Regions from separate parts of the Homo sapiens genome. Here region 2 is linked to region 1. A link is an interaction called in ENCODE POLR2A ChIA-PET data of the cell type or tissue named here. Cell type or tissue: GM12878. All regions are shown on one strand. Links, peaks and the distances in the headings refer to the core of each region. The heading gives the core; the rest is flanking DNA. Region 1 overlaps LINC01252 (long intergenic non-protein coding RNA 1252). Region 2 overlaps ETV6 (ETS variant transcription factor 6).

The links. ChIA-PET counts read pairs that join two places held together with the same protein. Peaks named below come from ENCODE experiments on the same cell type or tissue, not always from the same donor. Only the 100,000 strongest peaks of a DNase experiment are listed, where the experiment ranks them.
Region 2: POLR2A ChIA-PET joins it to region 1 with 12 read pairs; 2 of 35 experiments call an interaction of 5 or more read pairs at or near these places.

What each region holds. Positions count from the first base shown.
Region 1 is chr12:11,564,033-11,572,370 of GRCh38, forward strand. LINC01252 (long intergenic non-protein coding RNA 1252) reads left to right here. Exons shown (of 8, transcript NR_033890.1): 8 at 1-371. Among named protein-coding and RNA genes, the nearest start is that of LINC01252, 20 kb to the left of the region's middle. RefSeq lists enhancers at 4,738-4,787, 4,808-4,907. In GM12878, for the core only: no CTCF peak of the experiment used is centred there; DNase peaks (open chromatin) are centred at 1,449, 1,890 and 4,909; H3K4me3 peaks cover 865 bases; H3K27ac peaks cover 6,240 bases.
Region 2 is chr12:11,713,560-11,721,897 of GRCh38, forward strand. All of the region lies in intron 1 of ETV6 (ETS variant transcription factor 6), which reads left to right. It overlaps LOC124902879 (a long non-coding RNA gene), which reads left to right. Exons shown (of 2, transcript XR_007063212.1): 1 at 1-4,819; 2 at 5,500-8,338. Among named protein-coding and RNA genes, the nearest start is that of ETV6, 68 kb to the left of the region's middle. RefSeq lists enhancers at 6,501-6,560, 6,651-6,800. In GM12878, for the core only: no CTCF peak of the experiment used is centred there; a DNase peak (open chromatin) is centred at 4,142; H3K27ac peaks cover 4,542 bases.

The DNA of each region.
Region 1 (8,338 bases), core at 230-8,229:
CTTCTTATTACCCAAGTGAAACAGTCCTTCCTTTCATCTGTTAAGCCACTATGGTATGTTTTGCTGGTTCTCGTAGCCAAATACAGTTTTGACTGCTATACCCATTTTTTTCTTATGGATGTTCATGACTTCTTTTATATTGTGGATTGTATTGTGAATATGTATCTTATTTGTTGCAAATATTTTCTCAGTCTTTTTGTCCTTTAATTTAAGATATTATTCAATGCTTGTAAGGTTTTTATGTTTATGCTGTTATATATATCCATTTTTTCTGATTTATTCAATTGAAAAATTGAGAAACGTAATTGATAATTTTGAACATTATCGAAGAAGACATCAATAAAACAAAACATAGTCTAGCAATTACAAAACAGAAAAACAGCAATGAAGTTTTGTTTGGTTTGGTTTGGTTTTTTGAGACAGGGTCTTGCTCTGTTGCCCAGGCTGGAGATCAGTGGCGTGAACACAGCTCACTGCAACCTTGACCTCCTGGGATCAAGCTATCCTCCCGCTTCGGCCTCCCGTGTAGCCAGGCCTACAGGCGTGAGCCATGACACCTGGCTAATTTTTAAACTTTTTGTAGAAATGGAGATCTCATGTTGCCAAAGCTGATCTTAAATTCCTGGGCTCAAGTAGTCCTCCCGCCTCAGCCTCCCAAACTGCTAGGGCTTCAGGTATGAGCCACCATACCCAGACACAGTGAAATATAAAAATATATATTACATATAATGTATTATAGTAAAATATGTAACAATAATAATAATGAAAATGGGTTGAACTTCTTAAACTTCGCTATTAAAAGACAGTGGTTCTCAAGCTGGTTAAATACACACCCTTGCACTTACAAGCATATACACACACAGTCTATGTAGGTTATAAAACATACTCAAACCAAAATAAGCATAAACATTGAAAGCAAAATGATAAGCAAAGATATACCAAGAAATTAAAATAAAAAGAAAGCAGGAATTAACATCTGACAAAGTATAACTTAAGGTAGAAAATGAAAAGTAGGGTAAAAATCTCCACTTTATTGATAAAGCTGTGCTGTAGTATGAGTTGTGTAATTTTATTCATAAACACTAGATAAATATATAGAGAACAAAACACAACAGAAAGACAAGAAGAAAATTACAGAAACTAATTGTATTGGGAAGTTTTAACACATTTTACTCTTTGGCAGGCAAAATAAGTAATACCTAAATGTAGAGACAGCTGAGTAATATAATTCCGGGGTCCCCAGTACCCAGGCCATGGACCAGTACCTGTTGATGGCCTGTTAGGAACTGGGCCACACAGCAGAAGGTGGCAGGGGGTGGTGAGTGAGCATTACCGCCTGATCTCTGCCTCCTGTCAGATCAGCAGCAGCATTCGATTCTCATAGGAGCAAACCATGTGAACTGTGCATGCAAGGGATCTAGGCTGTGAGCTCCTTATGAGAATCTAGTGCCTGATGATCTGAGGTGGAACAGTTTCATCCTGAAACCCTCCACCCAACCCCCATCCGTGGGAAAATTGTCTTTTACGAAACCTGTCCCTGGTGCCGAAAAGGTTGGGGATGGTTGATGTAAGTAACATATTTTATTTAATAAATACTTATAAAATTATGTATGCGTCAAAACCACATGCCATCTTTTATAATGTGCCTGAAATATTTACTATAATTTAATGGTTTGTCTAAAAGTAAGTTTAAGAAATCACAAATTCCACAGGACTTATTATTCTCTTAGCATAAAGCAAAGGAAACTAATTTTAAAATTTAAGTTTAATAATATCTTGAAATATCTTTTGAGTGAAAGGGGAAATCCACTGTATGCTTATACCACATTTTGTTTATTCATTCACTAGTGGATGGAAATTTAGGTTGTTTCCACCTTGGGGCTATTATGAATAATGCTGCAATGAACATTCGTGTACAAGTTTTTGTGTGAACACGTGTTTTCAGTTCAGTTGGATATACATCCAACATTGAAATTGCTAGGTCCTATGTAACTCTATTTGTAATATTTTGAGAAATAGTCAAAGAGTTTTCCAAAGTTGCTGCATTTTCCATTTCAACCAGCAATGTATAAGGGTTCCAATTTCTCTGCATTCTCCCCCACAATTTTTATTGGCCATCTTTTTTATTATATAGCCATCATAGTGGGTGTGAAGCAGTATCACATGTTTTTTATTTTTTATTTTAATTTCCTTAATGACTAATGATGTTGAGCTTTTTTATGTACTTATTGATCATTTAGTTATCTTCTCTGAAGAAATGTCTATTCAAATAGTTGGCCCATTTTTACTTGGGTGGTCTTATACTGTTAAGTTTTGAGGTTATTTTATATCCTGGATAAAAGTCCCTTATTGGTTATATGATTTGCAAATACTTTCTCTCTTACTGTAGGTTGTCTTTTCACTTTCTTGATAGTGTCTTCTGAAGCAGAAAAAGTTTTCTTTTTAAGGAAGTCTAATTTATTATTATTACTTTTGGGGGCCACTTTTTTCTATGGTGTTATAGCTTGGAAGGCTTTGTCTAACCGCTGTTCATGCATATTTACTACAGCACTTTCTCCTAAGAGGTTTATAGTTTTGATTTTTTTTTTTTTTTGACGGAGTCTTGCTCTGTCATCCAGGCTGCTGGAGTGCAGTGGCGCAATCTCAGCTCACTGCAACCTCCACCTCCCGGGTTCAAGCGATTTTTCTGCTCAGCCTCCCGAGTAGCTGGGACTACAGGCACGTGCCACCATGCCCAGCTAATTTTTGTATTTTTACTAGAGACGGAGTTTCACGATATTGGCCAGGCTGGTCTCGAACTCCTGACCTCGTGATCCGCCCACCTTGGCCTCCCAAAGTGCTGGGATTACAGGTGTGAGCCACCACACCTGGCCTAGTTTTGATTTTTATATTTATGTTTACATTCCATTGTGAGTTGACTTTTAAAATCTAAACCTAGGAGGTACAAGTGCAGTTGTGTTATATGGACATACTGCATGGTGGCGAAGTCTGGGCTTTTACTGTAACCATTGCCCAAATGATGTACATTATATCCATGAAGTCATTTCTCATCTTTTTTTTTTTTTTTTTTTTTGAGACAGAGTCTCTTTCTGTCACCCAGGCTGGAGTGAAGTGGCTCGATCTCTGCTCACTGCAAGCTCCGCCTCCCGGGTTCACGCCATTCTCCTGCCTCAGCCTCCCCAGCAGCTGGGACTACAGGTGCCCGCCACCACGCCTGGCTAATTTTTTGTATTTTTAGTAGAGACGAGGTTTCACCATGTTAGCCAGGATGGTCTCGATCTCCTGACCTCGTGATCCACCCGCCTCGGCCTCCCAAAGTGCTGGGGTTACAGGCATAAGCCACCATGCCCAGCCCATTTCTTATCTCTTAACCTCCCTTCCTCCTCACCCTTCTGAGTCTCCAATATCTATTATTCCACACTCTATGTCCATATATACACATTTTTTAGCTCCTACTTATAAGTGAAAACATGCAGTACTTGACTTTCTGTTTCTGAGTTACTTCACCTAAGATAGACCTCCTGTTCCATCCATGTTGCTGCAAAAGACATGAGTTCTTTTTATTTTTTTTATTTTATTTTTTTTTTGAGACGGTGTCTCACTCTGTTGCCCAGGCTAGAGTGCAGTGGCGCAATTTCGGCTCACTGCAAGCTCCACCTTCCGGGTTCACGCCATTCTCCTGCCTCAGCCTCCCAAGTAGCTGGGACTACAGGCTACCGCCACCACACCTGGCTAATTTTTTTGTATTTTTTTTTAGTAGAGACGGGGTTTCCCCGTGTTAGCCAGGATGGTCTCGATTTCCTGACCTTGTGATCCGCTCGCCTCAGCCTCCCAAAATCCTGGGATTACAGGTGTGAACCACCGTGCCTGGCCGAGTTCATTGTTTTTTAAGGCTGAATAGTATTCTACTATTTAGTATACCACTGAATAGTATACCACATTTAGTATACTACGGGGTAGCATTTCTTCATCCAACCATCCATTGATGGACACTTAGGTGGGTTCTATGTCTGCTGTTGTGAATAGTGCTGTGATAAACATACAAATGAAAGGTGTCTTTTTGATAAAATGATTTCTTTTCCTTTGGATAGATACCCAGTAGTGTGATTGCCGGAACAAATGGTAGTTCTAATTTTAATTCTTTGAGAAATATCCATACTATTTTCCATAGAGGTTGAACTAATTTACATTCCCACCAACAGTGCATAAGGGTTCCCTTTATAAACTCTGCATCCTTGCCAACATCTGTTATTTTTTTACTTTTTAATCATAGCCATTCTGACTGGTGTAAGATATCTCATTGTGGTTTCAATTTGCATTTCTCTGATGATTAGTGATGAGCATTTTCTTTTCATATGCTTGTTGGCTATTTGTATGTCTTCTTTTGAAAAATGTCTGTTCATGCCCTTTGCCCACTTTTTTTAAAATTTCACATTCTGTTTTCATAACATTGGGCTTGGAGAAGGAAAGGAATCATGAGTATATGCAACTGTGATATTTCCCTGTCTCTCAAATGTAATACGAATCCAAGTTCAAATTGTCTTTTAAATTCAGGACCTGGTTCAGAGTCAGCAGAGGTGGCGTTCTGCTGCTGGGAAGTGGGGTCTGAGGAGACATATTCCTCCCAGTGCTGGCCCAGGGTCCGCTGCAGGACCTCTCCCTCAGGACAGGGATAGGGTTTGCTGTTGGGCCTCTGGGTGGCCTGGTGAACAGTCCTGTTAAGTGCTACAAGCTCAGCAGCATCTGGAGACATTGTTGCCAGCTTTTTTCCTTCTGTAATTGTGGTATTATATCTCAGTCAGATCCTGGATTTGTGACTTGTTGTGCTTGAAATTTGATATTTCACACACCAGCAAGGGGCCTGGAGCTTCTCACAACTGGGTCAGGGTTGCCATGGTTATGCTTGCCCCCTTGGTCCACTTTGTAATGAGGTTATTTGTGGGAGGTTTCGTTGTTGTTGTTATTGAGTTGTTTCAGTTCCTAGTAGATTCTGGATATTAGTCCCTTGTCACATATGTGGTTTGCAAATATTTTTTCACATTCTGCAGATTGTCTGTTCATTCTGTTGGTTTTTTTTTTTTTTTTTTTTTTTCCCTGAGACAGAGTCTCTCTGTCACCCAGGGCGGAGTGCAGTGGCACGATCTCGGCTCACTGCAACCTCCACCTCCCAGGCTCAAGTGATTCTCATGCCTCAGCCTCCGAAGTAGCTGGAATTACAGGCTCCCACCACCAAGCCGAGCTAATTGTTGCATTTTTAGTAGAGATGGGGTTCTGCCATGTTGTCCAGGCTGGTCTTGAACTCCTGACCTCAAGTGATCTGCCTGCCTCGGCCTCCCAAAGTGCTGGGATTATAGGCGTGAGCCACTGCCCCTGGTTGATTATTTCTTTTGCTATGCAGAAGCTTTTTAGTTCAATTAAGTCCCATTTGTCTATTTTTGGTTTTGTTGCCTGCACTTTTGATGTACTAGTCATGAATTCTTTGCATAAGCCAATGTGTTTTTTGAGTTAATTTTTGTATACATTGTGAAGAGTCCAACTTTGCACTTTTGCAGGTGAATATCCAGTTGTCCCAGCACCATTTATTGAAAATGCTATTCTTTCCCTATTGAATTATTTGGACACTCTTGTGAAAAGTCAATTGATCAAATATGTGAGAGTCTATTTCTAGATTCTCACTTCTGGTCTATATGCCTATCCTTATACTAGTAACATACTATCTTGATTACTGTTGCCCTGTAGTAAGTTTTGAAATTAGTGTGTATGAGTCCTCCAAATTTATTCCCCCTCTTTAAGATTGTTTTAGCTATTCTGGGTCTCTTGAATTTCCATATGAATTTTAAGATCAGCTTGCCAATTTCTGCAAAAAAGGCTGCTGGAATTTTTATAGAGACTATTTTGAAACTGTGTATCTGTGGAATGTTGCCATCTTAACAATACTAAGCCTTCCAGTCCATGAGCACAAGATGTCTTCATTTATTTGGATCTTTAATTTCTTTCAATAATGTTTTTTAGTTTTTCAATGTACAAAATGTATACTACCTTTGTTAAATTTCTTCCTAAATAGGTTTTCTACTTGGTGTTATTACCAGTGAAATTATTTTCTTATTTTTATTTTTAGATATTGGTAGGGTATAGAATAAACTTTTTTATATATTGATCTTATATCTACATCCTTGCTGAATTCATTTACTAGTTTAATAGTTTGCGTATGTGGCAGGGGGAGAGGATACCTTAGGATTTTCTATATATAAGATGATGTCACTGTGAATAGAGATATTTTCACTTCTTTCTTTCCAATCTGGTTGCCTTTTTTCCTTTTTCTTGCTTAATTTCCCTAACTAGAACCTCCAGTACAATATAGAATAAAAGTGGCAAGAGCAGACATCCTTGCCTTTTTCCTGATCCTAAGGAGAACTATTTCAATGTTTCACCATTACATATGTTGCTAGCTGTGAGTTTTTTGTAGATGCCCTTTACTAAATTATAGATGTCACCATCTTTTCTTAGTCTATGGAGTATTTTTAATCATGAGAGGGTGCTGAATTTGGTCAAATGCTTTTTTGACATCTGTTAAGAGGATCATATGTTTTTTGGTCCTTATTGTATCAGTGTGGTATATTGTATCTATTGATGTTCATATGTTGAACCAACCTTGCATAGCTCAGACAAATATCACTTGGTCATAAAGTATAATCCTTTTTATATGTTGCTAGATTCAGTTTGTTGTCATTTTGTTGAAAATATTTACATCTGTATACATAAGGAATATTGGTCTGTAGTGTTTTTTTCTTAAGTTTTTGTCTGGTTTTGATATGAAGGTAATGCTGGCTTCACAGAATAATTAAGAAGCACTTCTTTCTCTTCTACTTTTTGGAAGAGTTTGTAAATAAATTTTGTCATTCTTTTAACATTTGGTAGGTTTCTCCAGTAAAGCCATCTAGGCCTGGGCCTTTCTTTGTGGAATATTTTTTATTATTATTAATTCAATCTCTTTACTTATCTTAGGTCCATTTAGATAATCTATGTTTTCTCAAGTGACTTTTGGGAGATTGTGTTTTTCTAGGAATGCGTCTATTTTATCTAGGTTATCTAATGTGTTGGCATAAAATTATTCATGGTATTCCCTTATAATTCGTTTTATTTCTACAGGTCAGTAGCAATGTCTCCTCTTTCATTCCTGGTGTTAATAATTTGAGGATTTTTTTCTTTTTTTCTTGATCAGTCTAGCTAAAGTTTGTCAATTTTGCTCATTTTATTCAAATAACCAATTTTTAGCCTTGCGATTTGCTGTTTTTCTATTTTCTATTTCATTTATTTATCCTGTAACATTTATTGTCTCTTTCTTGCTGCTGGATTTGAGTTTAGTTTTCTCTTCTCTTTGTAGTATCTTAAAGTAGGAGGTTATGTTATTCTTTTGAGATTCTTCTTTTTTAATATAGGTACTTTACAGCTATAAATTTCCCTCTAAGCATTGCTTTGCTAAATTCCATAAATTTTAATATGTTGCATTTTTGTGTTCATTCATATCAAATTATTTGCTAGTTTTCCTTGAGATTTATTTGACTCACTCATGATTTAGGAGTATGTTGTTTAATTTCCACATATCTGTGAATTTTCCAAATTTCCTTCTGTTACTGATTTCTAATTTTTTAATTGTGGCCAGAGACTATACTTCAAAGGATGTTAAGCCTTTTAAATGTATTTTGGCTTGTTTTATGGCCTCGTACATGTTTTGTGCTAGAGAATGATACAGATGTGCTTGAGAAGGATGGGTATTGTGTTGTTGAGTAAGGTGTTCTACAGCTGTCTGTTAGGTCCAGTTTTCACAAACTATACAACACTACACAAATAGTATTATTCAATTCTTCTATTCCCTTGTTAATCTTCTGTCTGGTCGTGCTACCCATTGTTGAAATTGGCACATTAAAGTCTCTGACTATCATTATTGAATTTTCTGTATCTTTTCTCAATTTGTCTGTTTTTGCTTCATATACTTTGGATATCTGCTGTGAGTTGGATATCTGCATTTTCTGTTTGCTGAATCATTTGGAATTAAGTTTCAAACATAGTGACATTTTACCTCCAAGTACTTTAGCATGCTAAGTACATGCTAAGAACAAGGACTTCTCCATCAAAACCACAGTACTATTACCACACCTAAGAAACATTGACAATAATCCCACAAAAGTGGGATAACTACTTCATATTCAAATTTCCCCAAAGTTGCTTTTATAGGTGTAATTACTTTTTTATTTACCCAACTAAGGGTTCAGTGAAGGTTTGAGTTTTATAATGGGTTTTTTTGTTTTGTTTTGTTTTTAGTGTTTCCTGATAAGCA
Region 2 (8,338 bases), core at 332-8,331, 150 kb after region 1:
TGCATGTCTTTTTCCTAAACTTCTTTGAGGTGTCTGTTCAAATGTCTTCCACTCAGGGGGGCTTTCCCTGAGCACCTTATAGAAAATAAATAAAATGATATAATATCTGCTCTCACGTTCTGTTGCACTTGCCTTGCTTTGTTTTTCTTCATAGTCTTTATCTGGAATATATATTTATTTCTGTCTACATCCTCCCACTAGGACAGTGGTTCTTAACCTTGGATGTTCATTAGAATCACCCTGGGAGTTTAAAAAAATCCTCTCCTGTGTTCTAGAACAATTAAATTCAGTAATGTTATAAGGAAGAGACTCAGCATTAGTATTTTGTAAAACTCCCAGGAGATTCCTATGTGCAACCAAGCTTGAGAACCAGTGTTCTAGTCTAGAACCTTACTTCCCAGAGGATGTGGACTGGTGGCATCAGCATCACCTTTATTTGAAAGCTGAGTCCAATTCTTCTCTTTGGCAGGACCCACAGATGATGCATATGACATTAAAGCTTGAGATGCACTGCACTAGAATGCAGGGGCGTCATTTTGCTTGCTGCTGTATCCTTAGTGTCAGAACAGTACTTAGCACATCATAAGCACTCACTAAATATTTATCAAATGAATTAACGTTGGAGATGAGAGGAAGGAGGAGGTAATAATGGAAAGAGGACAAAGAAAGAGAGGCAAGGGAAGACAGAAAGAAAACAGATTTGGCCTCCCCACATTTTCTGGGCACAGATATAACGGCTCTCTCTTGCTCTTTGCTCCCAATCAAAACTCAGCCAGCCTCATGTCCAACATCTCATGGGCTTGCCTCCAGTTCTCTGCACTTTCCAAAGTGATAGCTGACTAATCAAAGATATTGTGATAATGAATTGCCTAACTACGCAGCCTGCCTTCTTCTCTTCTAGCATGTATTTGATTAGGGGCCTGCTGAAACCAATTAAGTAAATAATTCAGTATGACTTTATGAACTACCTACTACATGCATGGCTTAACACAGGCAGCCTCAAGAGGCTGAGAACCAAAGACGGAAAAAGCACAACTTATAGTCCAGCTATAGAGACAGACTTTTAGGTAAGTAATCATACCTTGAGGTGAAAAAAAAAAAAAAAAAAAAAAAGATCTGTGATGGAAGACACTTACAGACATGTAGACAGGGTGGTGTGGAAGGTCTACAGTAAGTGACTGTTTCAGACTGAGGGGAGGGAGTAGACTCCTGGTGAGGAGGGCAGGGGCATGTGAGTTGCGTATGTGAGTGGCTGGAACACAAGGTGGGGAGGCATGCTTGTGTGCTTTGGCAATCACAAAGACGGTTAGAAGGCAGTTAAAGGGTTGGAGTATGGTCAGTTCTGTGTTTTGAAGAGATGACTGACAGTCGTGGAAGGTGGATTGGAGAAGGAAGACCATGGGCCCATCACACCCAGTTTGGAGATGATTAAAGATGATACCCACGTTACATGACAGAGCCGTGGCAGGGGCAATAGGATGTAAAATGTGGAGATCGTTTTGAGATTTTTCAAATGGGGAAGACCATGTCTTTTTTGTTTAACCGAAATGAGCAGGAATTCTTGGGGTGACATCAAATTCGATAGTTCTATGAGCATATACACTGAAAACCACGATATTACGGAAATATAGGCTATTTCTCTTTTCACTGGCCTTTAGATAGACTGGATTAGTGGAGAGTTGAGCATTCGTCTTTTCTTAGAGCCTTGAGTGGAGATGGACCCTAGTGATTATTTATTTTGACTGCTTTATTTTGAAGATGAAGAGAAGGAGGCCAAGGTATGAAATGATTATCAGAACCAGGAATGCAACTTGAGGTCACCATTACTAGATACATAGTGAGTGCCAGGTGGTTTAAATACTCATTATCACCTTCAATCCTCACAACCATTGTATGAAACAGGGATGCTATGTTTATTTTAGGGATGAGAAAACCCAAAACTCAAGGAGGTAACTCACCCAAGGTTTTGCAGCTAGTAAGTGGTACAGCTGGGATCCAAACCCAGGTGTGTCCCAGCTACGCTGTGCCATCTACTCCTCTGCCCTGCTGCTTTCCTAATCAGTACTCCCTGATGCTGCTGAGGAAGAGTCGAACTTATAGAGGTCACACATTGTTTTCCTTGTTTTTGGATGCAGTTTTGTTTTCTTTGATAATCATAAATTGAGGATTTATGACAGCCGATTTCTCTCTGTTATTTTGGTCACAATTTCACAATGTGACCTTTGGAAGTAAGGGCTTTGAGTTCCTTAAAATAGCTAAATTGAGAGGATAAAGGAAAACTGACTCAAATCAGAGAATTTGCATCAGGTTTCTGTAGGTTTCTTATAATAATCAACAAGTATTTAGCAATTCTTTTTTCACATAAATAGAAGAGCCAAGAGAAGAACAGCGTCTTTGACCTGATGGTGTTAAGCCTGCAATCTGGGTAAAAAGGAATTTGCGGAACACTCTGGATCTGATACTGAAAAGTTGAAGAAAGCAACATCTTGCTTATTACCCTTGTGTTTAAGACCATTTGGGGCCGGGCGCGGTGGCTGACGCCTGTAATCCCAACACTTTGGGAGGCCGAGGCGGGTGGATCACGAGGTCGGGAGATCAAGACCATCCTGGCTAACATGAAAATTAGCCGGGCATGGTGGTGGGCGCCTGTAGTCCCAGCTACTCGGGAGGCTGAGGCAGGAGAATAGCGTGAATCTGGGAGGCTGAGCTTGCAGTGAGCGGAGATCATGCCACTGCACTCCAGCCTGGGCGACAGAGCAAGACTCCTTCTCAAAAAAAAAAAAAAAAAAAAAAAAAAAAAAGATCATTCGGAACCGAATATGTGAAGATCAGGGCTGTGATCTGGTGAATTGGGAGTGATTTATGCCACCCAAGCGAGTTGACCTGAACCGCTGGGGTCCATCATCCTGCTTCTGTTTCTGCACTGGCATTTGTGTTAGTATTTGGTGGAAGGTGGTTCACTTTTGGCTGAAGTTGGTGGATGTGGGCAGAGCAGGATTAGTTCCTTTCTTCTGCCCTCTCTTCTAGCAATGCTCCAAGGATGCTTTGGAAGACTCATTATTCAGAGCTGCAGCTGGACTGCCTTAGACATCTGCATTTCTCTATCTCTGAAATAAGGGACTCAAACAAGAGCATCACTCTTTTCCTTTCCAGCTCTAAAATTATGTGATTTTTCTTTCACATGGTAAGTGAAATAGTCATCTGAGCTGCTGTAGTAGGTTGAGCTTATTGTATCCCAGATCTGAGTGGTTCAACTCCATGTTCATGCTGCCCAGTTCCAAGAGCACCTCTGTGGCCTTCAAACAGTTGTACACAGTCTGTAAACTGCTCAGCCACTTCTCCCAGTCTTCTAAGCAGGCAAAGACTCCTTATCTCTTAGATCTAAAATCATTAGGTAGATTTTGATTCCAAGGGTCAAAGCACAGCATGGTAGGCAGCAAGCTCTCATCCAAGCCCGTATTTCAGCAGGCAGGCGATGCTGAGGTGCTTTAGGCCTTCAGTGCACACAGATAGATGCTTCCCCTGAGCCTCAGGGAAAGCTTTATTTTGCCCACGTTGTATTCCTTCCTGCATCGTATATGTTAATGTTGCTCTGCCACTCCAAATACAGCAGTGTCTGCTCAGTTCCATTTTCTTCCTTTTGCAAAGAGCAGGCAACCAGCTATGCCTTCCTGAGAGCAGACAAACCTGGAGCCAAGGGGGCCACATTTTCAGCTTCAATAGCAATTGCTGCAGCTCCCTTATTTCATCACCTATTAGGATGCGCAGGCGGCGCTAAGTGACACATAGCCCATAAAACATATCTGCTTCCTGCTGATTTCATGGTTCTGGAGGACAGGCTGTGCACAGGGATTCAGACAGAGTGTAGTAACAAGCAGGGGTGCTATGGAATATTCATTTATCCTAAATAAATATCTTTTTGGCAACTGCTTTTCCCTATAGTGTAATACAGTAACGCTATGGGGCATGTATACATGTGTGTGCATAAGGAACATCCGTCCATCTCTAGCTGTCATGTCTGAGAACATTAATAAAAGGCTCGACCTCATGCGCCTGCAAGTGATCACAAGACAGTTACTGAAGCATTCAAAGAAGCAATGTCTTTGTCATCTGACTCATTTTGAAAACGCATGAGAATGCTTTCCCAAGGCAATTTCTTACAAAATACACCGTGGGACATTTTTCCTATAGTTTATTGTTGTTGATGATCATCGAGAACTTTGTACCCAGAGACACTCTACACTGTGAGTGTCCCCTGATATTCCCTCCCACTCAGCCTGATCAGTGGTATCTGACCTCCAACTACTCGCTGCAACAACCCGTTCTCTAGCTGAGTGGGCCTGGACTTTGAACAGAATTAACAGCCTGGAAGTGGAGTTCTCAATCTCAACAGCCCCTTACCTCATGCAAATTTCTTTTGAGCTGAAAAGAACAAACAGAATGCCACCTTTTAAAACAACCTTCTTCGAAACATGGGGGGAAAGTCAGGTTTTATATAAATCAGAGAGATAGAAATAAGGCCCATAATAAAAAACTTGAAATAGATTTGGGAAGTTTCCGAAACTTCCAAAAACTAGTGGTCCAAAGTGGGCAATATTTTTTGTGTGCATTGAGAGGCCCTTCCTGTTTCCTTGGTCCATGCTGGTGTCTTGCCCCGTTCCAGGAACCCTGGGCTCCCCTGTGCTGAGCAGCCCCCACACCTCAGCCCAAAGCCTCACCCCTTGCCTGACCACACCCCATTTCTTTTGGCACAGCTTCCCAGACTTACAAGATGTCTTGAAGTGACTGAATGGAGTTAGTGTTCGGCAGGACTGGCTAGGTAACTACTGGGACTTGGTGCAGAATGTAGATGTAGGGCTCCTTGTTCAAAAATTAGGAAGAATTTCAAGATAGCCACAGCAGAGCATTAAAACAAACCCAGGTTGGCTAGGTGTGGTGGCACACTCCTGAAATCCTAGCACTTTGGGAGGACGAGGCAGGCGGATCGCTTGAGCTCAGGAGTTTGAGACCAGCCTGGGCAACATGACGAAACCCCATCGCTACTAAAAAAAAAAAAAAAAAAAAATTAGTTGGGCATGGTGGTGTGTGCCTGTAGTCCCAGCTACTTGGGAGGCTGAGGTGGGAGGCTTGCTTTTAAGCCTGGGAGGCAGCCTGGGCAACAGAGTGAGACTGTGTCTCAAAAAAATTCTCAGACAAGCACAGGACCTCTGTATGACTGCACAGGTCACAGGTCGCACACTCACGAAGCCAGCCCAGTGCTCAATACTGTATTTTAGAATAAGCAGGAATCAGTTTAGGGCTGCCAGACTTGCAGAACAATCACTGTGAGGGCTGATGGCAGATCCCTGATCTGTGATTCAGAAAGAGTCATTCAGACAGGCATTGCCCAGAGTCTGGGTTCTCTCTCTCCTGAAGTTGTTGAGGCTGTGCAGAATGTATGTGTTTAGTGTTTCATCCAGTCTGTTAGGGTAATCAGTGTGATTTCTCTGGCATCTCCAGGACTGGAAGCAGACCAGATTTAATCAAAGCTGTTGAAGCTGCCCAGGGACTGGCTAAGCTGCCACCCTGTTAGTGAGGCCGCTGGGGAGAGGGAAACTGAAGCCTGCACCACGGGGAGCCGTATACTGGAGTCTGGAATCCATTTGCTCCACGCAGGAGGCCTGCATCTCAAGTCAGGAGGCACTGCCTGGAAATCTAGCATCATGTTGATACTCTTTGGTGAAGGAAATGTGGTCCTTGCCCCAAGTTATCTCACAGTCCCTTTGGGCAATCTCATGCATATTAAAAATACCGACAAACATAGACCCACGAAAGATCCTGATCTTTTAGGTCTGTCATGTGATAGAGACAGTAAGTGCTCTGTATAGACATCAGGAGATTTTCTTCCCTGAAGGACAAGCTCTTGTAGCATTTTCCTGCACTGAGATGCAGTCATGCTAGCCTGTCTTTCACTCACCAGGGATGGCAAGGAAGGACCAGCTGACAAGTAATAAAGCAAACCAGTTTGTAATTTTACAGGGCTCTGAATAAAGATGCATTTATCTCTGGCCAACACCAAGAGGCCTCGATGTCTCTCACAGGGAGGAACTTGATGGGCTGTGGCGTCTTTTGGGGGTGCTAGGGCAGAGTCAGGCTTGAATCTGAGAAAGGCAAGTCTGTGCATTAAAATCCAGCACGGGGGTGGGTCTGGGGCAAGGGACAAGAGAGAAGCGGGAATGGAAGGCAGGGATGAGGACTGGTAACAGACCCTCTGCCTCCTTCCTTCCTCTTCCCTCACACTGGCTCTTTCAGCCACTTCCCTCACTGAGATAGGAAGCGGTCCTGTGGTGACGCCAAGGGCACAGGCTTCTGCTGTCTGGGCTCCGGCACAGTCATTGGCTCTGAGTCATCCGGGAAGGAAAGGCATCTTTTACCGCCCCCTCTCCCACCGTGGCCTCAGGCTCCCACCATGCAGGAAATGCCTGGTCTCCCACGAATCAGAAGCTATAAACAGGACTGGTGGCAGTTCATACAGATTTGGCAAAGGACGAGAAGCTGTGGGTTATTGGTATCAGTGATTATAGAAGGGGAAAGAGTTGATATCTGAAGATAGGAAAAGGGGCTTCTGAGGATGGTGTTAGCATGTTCAGGCACAGCATTAATCTTTAAGAGTCACGAAGAGCCATCAGCACAGTCATCTCCCTAATAAGCCTTGAGAGTGTTGTCAAAGACACTTCTGGATATAAGTAAGAAACCATTGAGACTGAGTTGTATGGTTAAACAGCACAGTTTTTAGGGAGAGGCAAAGGCAACTCTGTGTTCAGCTCTTAGTTCTGACACTTATGAACTCAGATTTAAATTCCCTGAGCCTCAGTTTCCCTGTCTGTAAAATCAGGATAAAAATTTCTTGCTCAAGGCCAACAAAAACAAGCAATGGGGTAAAGGACTCCTTATTCATAAATGGTGCTGGGATAGCTGGCTAGCCATATGCAGAAGAATGAAACTGAACCCTTACCTTTCACCATATACAAAAATTAACTCAAGATGGATTAAATCGAAATCTAAGACCTCAAACTGTAAAAATCCTAGAAGAAAACACAGGAAAAACCCCTCTTGACACTAGCCTTGGCAAAGGATTTTTGGCTAAGTCCCCAAAAGCAATTGCAACAAAAACAAAAAATTGACAAGTGGGAACTAATTAAACTAAAGAGCTTCTGCACGGCAAAAGAATCAACAGAGTAAACAGCAACCTACCGAATGGGAGAAAATATTTGCAAACTGTGCATCCAACAAAGGTCTAATATCCAGAATCTATAAGGAACTTAAATCAAGAGGCAAAAAAACAATAACTCCATTAAAAAATGGGCAAAGGGCATGAACAGACACCTCTTAAAAGAAGACATACAAGCAGCCAACAAACAAGAAAAAATGCTTATTATCACTAATCATCAGAGAAATGCAAATCAAAGCCACGACGAGATACTGTCTCACACCAGTCAGAATGCTATTATCAAAAGTCAAAAAATAACAGATGCTGGTGAGGCTATGGAGAAAAGGGAATGCTTATACACCGGTGGGGGAAATGTAACTTAGTTCAGTCATTGTAGAAAGCAGTTTGGAGATTTCTCAACTTAAAACAGAGCTACCATTCAGCCCATAAATCTCATTACTGGGTGTATATCCAAAGGAAACTAGATCATTATACCAAAAAGACATATACACTTGTATGTTTACTGCCACGCTATTCACAGTATCAAAGACATGGAATCAACCTAGGTGCACATCAACAGTGGATTTGATTTTGTTTTAATGTGGTACATATACACCATGGAATACTTTGCAGCCATAAAAAGGAATGAAATCATGTCCTTTATAGCAACATGGGTAACCATGTTGGAAGAGCTGGAAACCATAATTCTAAGTGAATGAATGCAGGAACAGAAAACCAAATGCTGCATGTTCTCACTTATAAGTAGGAGCTATACATCGAGCACTCATGAACATAAACATGGGAACAATAAACACTGTGGACTACTAGAGGGAGGAGCGGGAGGGGGTTAATGAGTCAGAAACTACCTCTTGGGTACTGTGCTCACTACCTGGATGCAAGATACCCATGTAACAAACCTGCACACGTAAACCCTATGTCTAAAGTAAAAGTTGGAAAAGAAAAAATATTTCCTAAATTGTTCTAGAATTAAGCAAGGTAATATTTATAAGACATCCAGCAGAGGGTCTGGCACCCTGGCATATAATAGATGCCTAATGAACATTAGTTTCCTTATTTTTCTTACGAGAGTAAAATATTAAGATGTACATATTCTGTTAGGTCATAGAAAGTTTGAATGGTGGGAAAAGT